Linked DNA regions of Homo sapiens: region 1 is linked to region 2. Evidence: chromatin contacts called from ENCODE Hi-C or POLR2A ChIA-PET data. All regions are on one chromosome and are shown on one strand. Each heading gives the region's core, a stretch centred on a gene start or an enhancer-like site at or near the end of the contact. The rest is flanking DNA. Distances are from core to core; before and after follow the strand shown. Region 1 has its middle 40 kb from the start of SORBS1. Region 2 overlaps SORBS1 (sorbin and SH3 domain containing 1).

Region 1 (5,412 bases), core at 1,126-3,625, 98 kb before region 2:
CAGTCAGGAAGAAGGGCAGGGGAAAGAGGCATGCACAGCTGAGTTCGCCCAACACACCCACATTTAAAGAGCTCTCCTGGAAGCCCCAGTAAGTGACTTCCCTTACATCTCATCAGGAGGAACTGTTTATTGTGGCCACATGAGCAACTGTAGCTGCAAGGACTGGGAAGTAGAGTTTTACAGCTGGGCACATTCCTGCTCAAACAAAAATCAAGATCCTCTTTGTGAGGAAGAGGAGAAGATAAAAATCGGGTAAGCTACTACATTAGGGGGTAGCGATGTTAGGTACAGTTACCCCTAGTGACTTTCCAAAGAGATTTTCTTGGAAGGCTCTTTTGTTCCCTTGAACTCATTGATGAGTTTTGTAATGCGGGTTTAATATAGGAAAGCTGAAGTGCTCCATAAGAGGTGGAGAAAAGACAAAATTCCCAGGCAGTTTTGGAGAGGAAAGAGTGAGTTGTAGGCCGGTGCAGTGGCTCATGCCTGTAATCCCAGCACTTTGGGAGGCCAAGGCGGATGGATCACCTGAGGTCAGCAGTTCAAGACCAGCCTGGCCAACATGGTGAAACCTTGTCTCTACTAAAAACACAAAAATTAGCCGAGCATGGTGGCAGGCGCCTGTAATCCCAGCTACTTGGGAGGCTGAGGCAAGAGAATCTCTTGAACTGGGAGATGGGGGTTGCAGTGAGATGAGATCGTGCCATTGCAGTCCAGCCTGGGTGAAAAGAGTGAAACTCTGTCTCAAAAAAAAAAAAAAAGTGAGTTGTAAACTTGCCCTAGGCAGAGGCTACAGACTAAGGGTCAGTAGGAAATGAGGCTAGAGAAAGCTAAATGTAAGAAACAAAGTATAGGAAAAGCCATCTATTTTTAAACTGATGGCTTGATGGGGGTTGTTATGGACTAAATGTTTGTGCCCTTCCCAAATTCCTTCGTTGAAGTCCTACCCCTCAATGTGATGGTGTTTGGAGACGGGGCCTTTGGGAGGTAATTAGGGTTAGATGAGGTCGTGAGGGTGGGGCCCTCATGGTGGGATTGGTGCTTTCGTAAGAGATGCCACGTCTCTCAACAAACTGTTGAGTAAAAAGTAAAATAAGAGACTCTAGAGACCTTGACCTCCTGCCCTTCATGTGAGGACACAGTGAGAAGACAAAACAGTCTCCTGCAAGCTAGGAAGCAGGGCCCTCACCAGACACCGAACTGGCCAGCACCTTGATCTTGGACTTCCCAATCTCCAGACTGAAAAATAAATTTCTGTTGTTTGATCCACCTAGTCTATGATATTTTGTTATGGCAGCCCAAGCAGACAAAAACAGGAATAATTGTCTTGGAGATACCTGCATTTTAGAAAAGGAGTCCTAATATTTCAAAGAATTGGCCAGAGTGGCATAGTGGAAAGAGTATGGATTTGGAAGTCATATGACTTGCACTCCCATCTATAAATTGTAGGAATTTGCAGGATTGTTTTTTGCTGCAATGAGCCTCAATTTCCTTATTTGGAAAAAAGTAGACAGTTAATACTTACCTTGAAGACTCCTGTCAGTAAATAATCAGATAATGGACCGGACACCTAGCTCATGGAAGAAGCACCATCCAGGTTGGCCACAATTAGCCACATCTGGCATATCTGTCTTTGTATCCCCCACTGAGCCCAGCAAGGTGCAATGCACACAGATGCTCACTGAGTAGCTTTGAAACAGGCTACTTGGGCAGAGCTATAGAGATGGAGGGGGCTTTCTCTGAGATCCATGGACCATTAGGGACACTGGTATGAGGCTGGCAGTCTAAGACGATCAAGTCGTCCCTGACCCCAACTTATTTCTAAACCACTGAAGAGTGTCATTGTTCTCTCTTCCTTATGAAAGTGTCCTGTGGAGTCTCCTGTAGTAGAATTGAGTTAAATGTTACAATGTCTTTTCCACTAGCACTTCTGGCAAAAATCGATGAATAACTTCATAACTACCTTAAGGGCACCTCATTTAAGTTTGCAGATCTCTGCTATTTTACAGAACTCTGCTATTAGGGAGAATGAGATTTTAAAGCCTCATTCAGTATCCAGTGAGCACCCACTACGTGCCAGATGCTGGGGATAAGAGACATTCCCTCCACCTGATGGTCCAAACGTTGATCTGTCTGAGAATTGCTGCTCTAAATTCAGGTAATTCTTATCCTTAAGTCCCACCCTTTACAGCCTATTTTACCCTAATCCCTAGGAGAAACCCTTTGGCCAATAGGAAAACACCAAACTAGGCAGCTATGATCCCATACTGAAGGCAGGAGGAGTCACCATAACCTAAGAAAACCAACTTGCTCTTTATTCCATCTGGCCCCAGGATTCCTCTAACGCTAGAGGGCAGTCGGGTCCCATGGACCTAAGGAAGTCGGCCTGCTCTTCCTCAATGCCCAGCAAATTATCCCCTCCCGATCCTCAGGCTGCTCTCCTGGAAATGAAGTGCTGGATCAGTAAAATAACTTCCAGAGATCCTCTTCCTTACAGGGTAAGAGCACAGGCCTTTTCAGTTTAGAGGCAGAATAGGGTTTGGACCTTGATTCTAACACCTACTAGTTGTTTGACCTGGGGAAAGTGTCTTAACTTCTCTGAATTTTGATGATACGTATCCATAAATGGTTTTGCGAGAGTAAATGTAAAGCACTCAGCACGGTATTCAGCATATGGTTAACCTTTAATAACTATTGGCTGTTACTGTTTATGATTCTAAGGAATGGCTTTCTCTTAGTTTTCAACATTGCTTTTTTTTTTCCCCTTTGAGACAGGGGTCTCACTCTGTCACCCAGACTGGTCTCAAACTCAACTCCTGGACTCAAGCAATCTTTCTATCTCAGCTCCTGAATAGTTAGGATTACAAGTGCATGCCACCGCACCAGGCCCTACGTTTCTCTTTTATTTAAAGTCCAAGCATCAATTCCTAGGACATAAAGTGAGGACATTCTTAGGACAGATCTACTATGTACTAAGCACCATGTACTAAGCATCATAGTAAGGGGGCTAGATGAATTATGCATGATGCCACAATAATCTGAGTAGGGGAATTGTTACCCCTATTTTACAGGTATAGAACCTAAAGATCAGTAAATTCCCCAAGATCACACTGTAGCGGAGGAACCTGGATTTGAACCCAAGACAACAGAGCTTCAAAACTCTTCACCACCACAGGGGGCATAGCAGTAGTGTTTTCCCAGAAGCTTCTTGTACCTTATCCCAAAGGCAAGTTGTAAGGCTGAAGAAGGAGGTTGCCATAGCTACTAACTGGACCCCTTTTCACGTAATCAGATCCTCAGTCTGCCCCAGTTTTGCAAGAGGAGCTGCTTGTCTGGAAACTCTCCTCAACACCTGCCCCTGGAGGGAGCCGACTGTGTCTGAATTATTTAGAGAGTCTCTAGACACTTGATATAATGAGCAGGTGTGGATGCTTCTCTGACTTCCCCCACATGCCTTTACTTACCTCCTTTCCCCTCCCCCAAGTTGCCTATGAGGAAAAAGGAGGCATCATCCGTTTCCTCACTGTAGATGTGTCTGCCTCATCTTCATTTTTCATCCCGAAGTCTGTTTGTAAGAAGTGGACCACTTTCTTTGCAAATATCAAAAATCATATTGATTTCCATTGAAATTGGTGGTGTAAATTGACCCTAACTAGTAAATGCATAACTTGGCCAGGAGTGGTGGCTCATGCCTGTAATTCCAGCATCTTGGGAGGCCAAGGCAGGAGGATCGCTTGAGCCCAGGAGTCTGAGACCAGTCTAAACAATATAGTGAGACCCTGTATCTAATTTTTTTATATTTTTTATTTTTTTTTGAGACTGAGTCTCGCTCTCTTGCCCAGGCTGGAGTGCAGTATCACGATCTCGACTCACTGCAACATCTGCCTCCCGGGTTCAAGCGACTCTTCTGGCTCAGCCTCCTAAGTAGCTGGGACTACAGGTGCGCGCCACCATGCTCAGCTAATTTTTGTGTTTTTAGTAGAGACGGGGTTTCGCTATGTTGGCCAGGTTGGTCTTGAGCTCCCAGCCTCATGATCGGCCTACCTCAGACTCCCAAAGTGCTGGGATTACAGGCATGAGCCACGGCACCCAGCCAAAATTCTTGTTTTTGAAGAATATTTACTGACGTGGAGACGAGACGCACTAGAAAATATTGAATAGGAAAAAACTAAGCTATAAAACAGTATAAATAAAATTTCTCAATTATATATATTTAGTTGGAAAAAGACTGGAAGACAATGTATCAAATAATATTATGGGCTGGGCACAGTGGCTCACAACTGTAATCACAGCACTTTGGGAAGCTGAGGCTGGAGTATCACTTGAGGACAGGGGTTCAAGACAAACCTAGGCAACATATCAAGACCCTATGTCTACAAAATTGTTTTTTTACTTAGCCAGACATGTTATGTGTATCTGTAGTCCTGGCTACTTAGGAGGCTGAGGCGGGAGGGTCTCCTGAGACCAGGAGGTCAAAGCTACAGTGAGCAATAATCAAGCCATTGCACTTCAGCCTGGGTGACAGAGTGAGACCCTGTCTCAAAAAAAAAAAAAAGATATGTGTATATATATATATATATATATATGTATGTGTATATATATATATATATATGTGTATATATATATATGTGTATATATATATATATGTGTATATATATATATATATATATATATATATATATATATAGAGAGAGAGAGAGAGAGAGAGAGAGAGAGAGAGAGAGAGACTCTCGCTCTGTTTTCCAGGCTGGAGTGTAGTGGCGCGATCTCGGCTCACCACAACCTCTGCCTCCCGGGTTCAAGTGACTCTCCTGCCTCAGCCTCCTGAGTAGCTGGAACTACAGGCACACACCACCATGCTCGGCTAATGAGTGATTTCTACTGAGCAGTGAGACAAGTGAGTTTTATTTGTCATTATACTTTTCTAAGTTTTCTACTTTATTTTAAAATTTTCATAGCTATTAATATTTCTTTCTATGGGAATTATTGGTGCAGACCAGGCATGGTGGTTCACACCTGTAATCCCAGCACTGGGAAGCCTAGGCAGAGGATTGCTTGAGCCCAGGAGTTTGAGACTAGCCTGGGCAATATGGTGAGACCCTGTCTCTACAAAAAGAAAAATAATACAAAAAGTAGCTGAGGATGGGCCGGGCGCGGTGGCTCATGCCTATAATCCCAGCACTTTGGGAGACTGAAGCGGGCAGATCACAAGGTCAGGAATCTGAGACTAGCCTGGCCAACATGGTGAAACCCCGTCTCTCCTAAAAAAATACAAAAATTAGCCGGGCATGGTGGCATACACCTGTAGTCCCAGCTACTCGAGAGGCTGAGGCAGGAGAATTGCTTGAACCCGTGAGGTGGAGGTTGCAGTGAGCTGAGATCGCGCCACTGCACCCCAGCCTAGGCGAAAGAGCA
Region 2 (4,969 bases), core at 2,344-4,843:
TGGAAAAATCACTTGGGTGCAGTTTGTTGAAACTGGTCAGCAAATTATTCTTCCCATAGCTCTGGCATAAGTCTCATTAGAAATGGTTTTATGAAGCAACCGTAAAAGGAGCTGGTTTTCTCAGTATTTAAGAAAACTCTTGTTTTCTAAGTACTGAGTGTATTGCCAGAGGTTCAGTTTTGTTTTTCTTACTATGATTTTGATTTATTTGAGTCTGATAGAATGGTATCAGTGACATGAGGAATAATTACAGCATCTTTTGAAATTCTATCCTGGAACCCCACCAGGAACCGACCCAGATTGGTGCCAAGGTACACATAATAGGTTTTAGGTTTTAAAAAATACTTGTTGGAAATGCTAGGCTTTTTGATACTTAAAGAGCATTGTTTTAGTGGGTGGAGTTCTTTTTTGATCCTCTAAGTTTAAACTTCTTAGTTCAGGGGTGGCCAGTGACCATCCTGTGTTGTGAGAGTTTAAGAGGCCTCTGAGAGGCAAGACCTGCATTTGTATGTGTGTGTGTGTGTGTATGTGTGTGCACATGTGCACATACACACTCACATTTGTACTTCTTCATTTTGCCAACAAGTTTTAAGCTTTTCTGGACTTTCTGCTTTTACTGAATCTTCAGAGATGCTTGCTATCTTAGGAAATTTAGTGTGATATTAAGTCTTTAAATAAAGATAAAAATAATTTGCTTTAAACCAAGAAAAAGAGACAGAGAGAGAGAGAGATTGGCAGCAATAAATCAACATGTTAACATTGGTGGACAGATTCTTGTGTTTTCTTTGAGACTTCCTTTGTTTTCTCAGCTTTCTATGATTAACATGTATTACTTTTATATTAGAGAAAATGATTTGTAAAAAAGCATGGTTGCTTTGGAATTCATTCTCAGTCTGCCGATGGGATAACAAGGTAGAGAATACAGGAGGGATGACAGATTGGAGCTTAGGGACGTCAGGAGCCAGGGCTGCCATGGGAACTGTTGTTCCCAGCCTTTTTGTCATCAGAGACGCCCTCTTTTGTTTTTATACTTATTTATTTTTCTTCTAAATACCCCTTGCTCTGAAAAATTTCATCAAACCCAACACCATGTTTATTAAGTAATAATATATTTCCCCACTCTTGATCAATTGAAGATAGACTTAACTGCCTATTAGAGTTACCCGAGTCTTAATGGAGTTGATACTGTTCCAGCTGAGAGTAAAGATGTGTGGTATTTGAATTGACTCTTATGTTAGACATTCATCTATGTCCTCCACATTCATTTCTACCTGAGTGGAATTTTCTGGCTGTGGACCCAAGGCTGAGGCTCTGCAGTTAGAGCTCTTCTGTGTTTTGGACCCAGGATCCCTGTATTCCTTCTGACACTGGAGGCAAGAAATAGGCATTTCTGTGGCTGGGAAATGTCTCCTCCAACCCTTTTTGGTCCTAATCTAAATGAGAAAGGAGAGAGCCAAATCCCCCAACTCCAGCATCCACGTATGGGAATAAGCCCACTCCCACGGAGTCCCGCAGAACGTGGGAGGAGGAGCTTCTGGCACCGTTTCCCAGCCCTGCATTCCAGTTTTCTGGTCACCTTTTCTGAACCTCCTGCTGAGGAACTGTGAAAACAAAGAATGGTAACCATACAAGGAAGCAATCCAACTCAAACATAATAAAAATTAATTTAAAATATTAGTGGATCTCTTGTTGAACACCAAAGGGAGGGAATTAAATTATTAATGCCTAGGAAAATAACTTTAAAATCCTTTCTCCTTCTCTACCACTTGGTATCCTGTACACGACGGCAGCTGCTCCTCTAGAAACTCCCTTTTACTTTTCATCTCCTCACTCTCCCCAGCCCTCCAGGAGTAGTGGGGCATAGAAAGCCTCCCATCCCTTTCATCTGGACAGGTAAGGAAGCTAGAGGGGACACTTCTCTTCTTAGAGGATGACCTCAGTTCCATTCCAAGGATAGGGTGTAGAACAAGAGTTCTTAGTTTTTATTGGAACATGGACCCCTTTGAGACTCTGATGAAAGCTTTGGACACTTTTTCCAGAAAAATTATATGATAATAACTAACATTTATGTTGTAGACATTGTGCTAAGCACGTAGGTGTATTACTCTTGATGCTCATCACAACCCTGTGAGGTGTAGGCACTGTTATCTCTGTTCTGCAGATGGGAACACTGAGCCACTGAGATGTTAAAAGATTTGTCCGGGGATACACGTATAAAAAGTGGTGGAGTCTTTGCATATAGTTTTAGTTGGCACTCAGGTTAAGATCTTCAGCTCTAGATTATGAGCCACCAACTGCAATCACTTGAAGACAGATGTCTGCACATGTAACAGGGTAGCGGGTGGATACTAACCCCCAGGGCTGGTGACCAACCTGCTTGTCAGGGTGGTAAAGGAAGGGAAAGGCTGCTCTTGGCTCCCCTTTTGCAGAGTCCTCCCCCGTCCTCTTGCACCAATTAGGTGAGTCTGTGTGTGGGTTTCTAAGTGTCTATGCTTTGCAGTGATCCCACACAGTTATCTAATTGGCATTTAATGTGAGCTGGGAAGACAGACAATCTGGGCTTCTCTCTTGGTTTTGCTACCACCAAACTGTGACTTGGGGAGTCATTCAGACCCTGTGCGCTCATCTGCAGACCAGGGAGAATGAACTCTGGACTTCACTAGGATTGGGAGGGTCTTGCTACAGTGAGAGGAAGTCACTGCCCTTAATTTGTCTTTCTGTGGCCCATAAGTGAATGGCCTGCTATAGTGTGCACGTCTTTCTGTTATTAAGATTAGGGGTCCCAGAAACTGGCCTGTGACTGCTGACCACACTTGACACCTGCAGTTTTTGGAGTTGCAGTGAATGTTTTCTTAGAGCTCCAATCCGTGATCAGTAATAATTAAGATTTTGTAATAGCTGTACTCCCTCTTCTGTCTGCCCTTCTTCCCACCCATTTGGCCATGACCCCCATGGCAGGTATCCTTAAAATCACAGAGCTGTGAAACGGCAGTGCTGGAAAGGAACTTGATCACCTATGGCCAGCCATGCCATTGTGCAGAAATGGAAATAGGCTCAGAGAGGTTCAGAAACTTGCCCAAGGCCACACAGCTAATCCATGGGAGTAGAGGCTGGGTCATATTCATCATAGTTTCTCTGTTTTAGTCCTCACTGCCTCCCAAACTTCCTCAGTGCATGGAGAGTGACAGAACGAACTATTTGTACAAGCAGAGCTATTTTAGAAGTTCTTCATGGTGCTAGGCCCACAGTTCCTCATATTCAGGTAATTGTTAACTTCTCCCAGCACCAAGATGAATCTCTGCTATAGACAGAGACCTGGGAAATACCCCTCTCTATTTACTGCGTTATCCCAGGTAATGTAGAGATGGATATAGCCAGGCAGTGTGTTGAGAAACTTTTGGAGGTAGGGTGGTGTGGTTTATTAATGGCTGTGCTGGGGTTCTGTCTGCAGCAGAGGTTTAACTTGGATATAAAGAGCATCTTTTCTGAAGCTGGGCCCAGCTGATCTGAGTGGTGACATTTAGCACTACTAGGCATTAGCTTCCAGCATCCACCACCTCTTGCCACATGCCACTGTGAGTGTTCATGGACTTTCTCCTCTTCTCTCTGCAAAAGAGAATTCTATTGTCTATTACTCAACTTTCCTAGTAACACTACCTTCTAAGGAGAAGTTTCTCTTGGTTAGTTTAGTGCCTGGGCCTTTTTCATATGGAGTCAGGGCAATGAGTAGAGGCTGAATTAGAGAACTAGGAAGTAGGGATGGTCAGAGTGTTTGTGTGTGTGTGTGTGTTTGTGTGTGTATGTGTATGTGTGTAAGCACCTACTGGCATCTGAAAGGGCCAATACTTGTAGGTGAGAAGAGAGAATGGAGGCCAAAGGAGAGGAGGAGGGAGAGGCAAGAAGTGTTTATCAGCACAGGAGATGAAAAGTAAAAGGAAGTTTCCAGAGGAGCTGTCTGTGTTTAGGATATCAAGTGGTAGAGAAGGAGAAAGGATTTTGAAGATACTTTCCTGTGCATTGGGATTTTGAAGATACTTTCCTGTGCATTAATAATTTAATTCCCTCCTTTTGGTGCTCCACAAGAGATCCCCTAACATTTTAAGTTAATTTTTATTATGTTTGAGTTGGATTGCTTGCTTGTATGGCCACCAAGTGGACACTGGGCTACATGGAGACCCAGTAATGTTCAGGCGACACTGGTCTGTTCTATCTGGGGCATAGAACAGAGGATGGTGAGGCAGTAGAATGTGAGAAGCACACTCTGGAAGGTGAGTGATGGGGGAAATGCTCTGTGGCAGGGGGCCTGGGGCTGATCTGCTGGAGTCAGCATGTGCTTGGTGTTACTTCATTCTGCACAAATCCCAGATCATTTTCCTGTGTTAAAAATAAAGAAATATGTCAGAGTTCTCAGATTCAGTGCTTATTTACTTCATACCCTATCTTCAAAAATAATTTGAGGCAGTTTGAATTTAGTGGGGAAATGTGGCAATTCATTCAGACTGTATTTTTTCCATAAATAGAAAGGAAATTTGCGTTGAGAAGGAAGAAGAGGTTGAGTTTCTAGGCCACATTTTACTGACAGAAATATTATTGGGGAAGGATATTTTAATTTTTGTTCTCCAAGAAATTGCTCTTTTGTACTGCTTTGAGGTGGAGGTGGTTTAGCACAGAGAGGATTTTTAAACCAAGGGAAGGAGCAGTGACTGTTTGGCTTAGATAAAGAGAGTGCTTTCTTCTGTCTGTGCCTCCTGGAGTCGAATCGATCTGTGTGAGCTGCCTGTCCAACATTCACGTTCAGTGAGATGACTTCTTTGAGTGGCTAAAGGCCCCAGAACAAACAGCCTGCTGGGACTTGCAGGTCTGTGCATGGAGCTTCTTCCTGTCGGCTCCTAGAAGGGCAGAGCAATGCTTCTGCGGAAGAGTAACATCCAGAAGACTGACACTCAGAATGTTCAGGCAAGAGTACCAG

Evidence for each region. Hi-C counts contacts between places; a loop is a spot of excess contacts on that map. ChIA-PET counts read pairs that join two places held with the same protein, here RNA polymerase II (POLR2A). Pooled maps may share reads with other maps.
Region 1: a map of HepG2 shows a loop between it and region 2 (3-fold over the local background). The contact joins two enhancer-like sites. A Hi-C loop is called at or near these places in 4 of 168 maps with a recorded cell type or tissue (HepG2, esophagus muscularis mucosa, posterior vena cava and 1 more) and 1 of 50 pooled maps. POLR2A ChIA-PET finds 5 or more read pairs at or near these places in 1 of 52 experiments (OCI-LY7).

Annotation. Positions count from the first base shown.
Region 1 is chr10:95,598,259-95,603,670 of GRCh38, reverse strand. No RefSeq gene overlaps it. Among named protein-coding and RNA genes, the nearest start is that of SORBS1, 40 kb to the right of the region's middle. Within about 2 kb of position 2,375, at least 4 of the 41 ENCODE cell types and tissues checked have a DNase peak (open chromatin) inside an H3K27ac peak, as active enhancers do.
Region 2 is chr10:95,501,820-95,506,788 of GRCh38, reverse strand. All of the region lies in intron 1 of SORBS1 (sorbin and SH3 domain containing 1), which reads left to right. Among named protein-coding and RNA genes, the nearest start is that of SORBS1, 57 kb to the left of the region's middle. Within about 2 kb of position 3,593, at least 3 of the 41 ENCODE cell types and tissues checked have a DNase peak (open chromatin) inside an H3K27ac peak, as active enhancers do.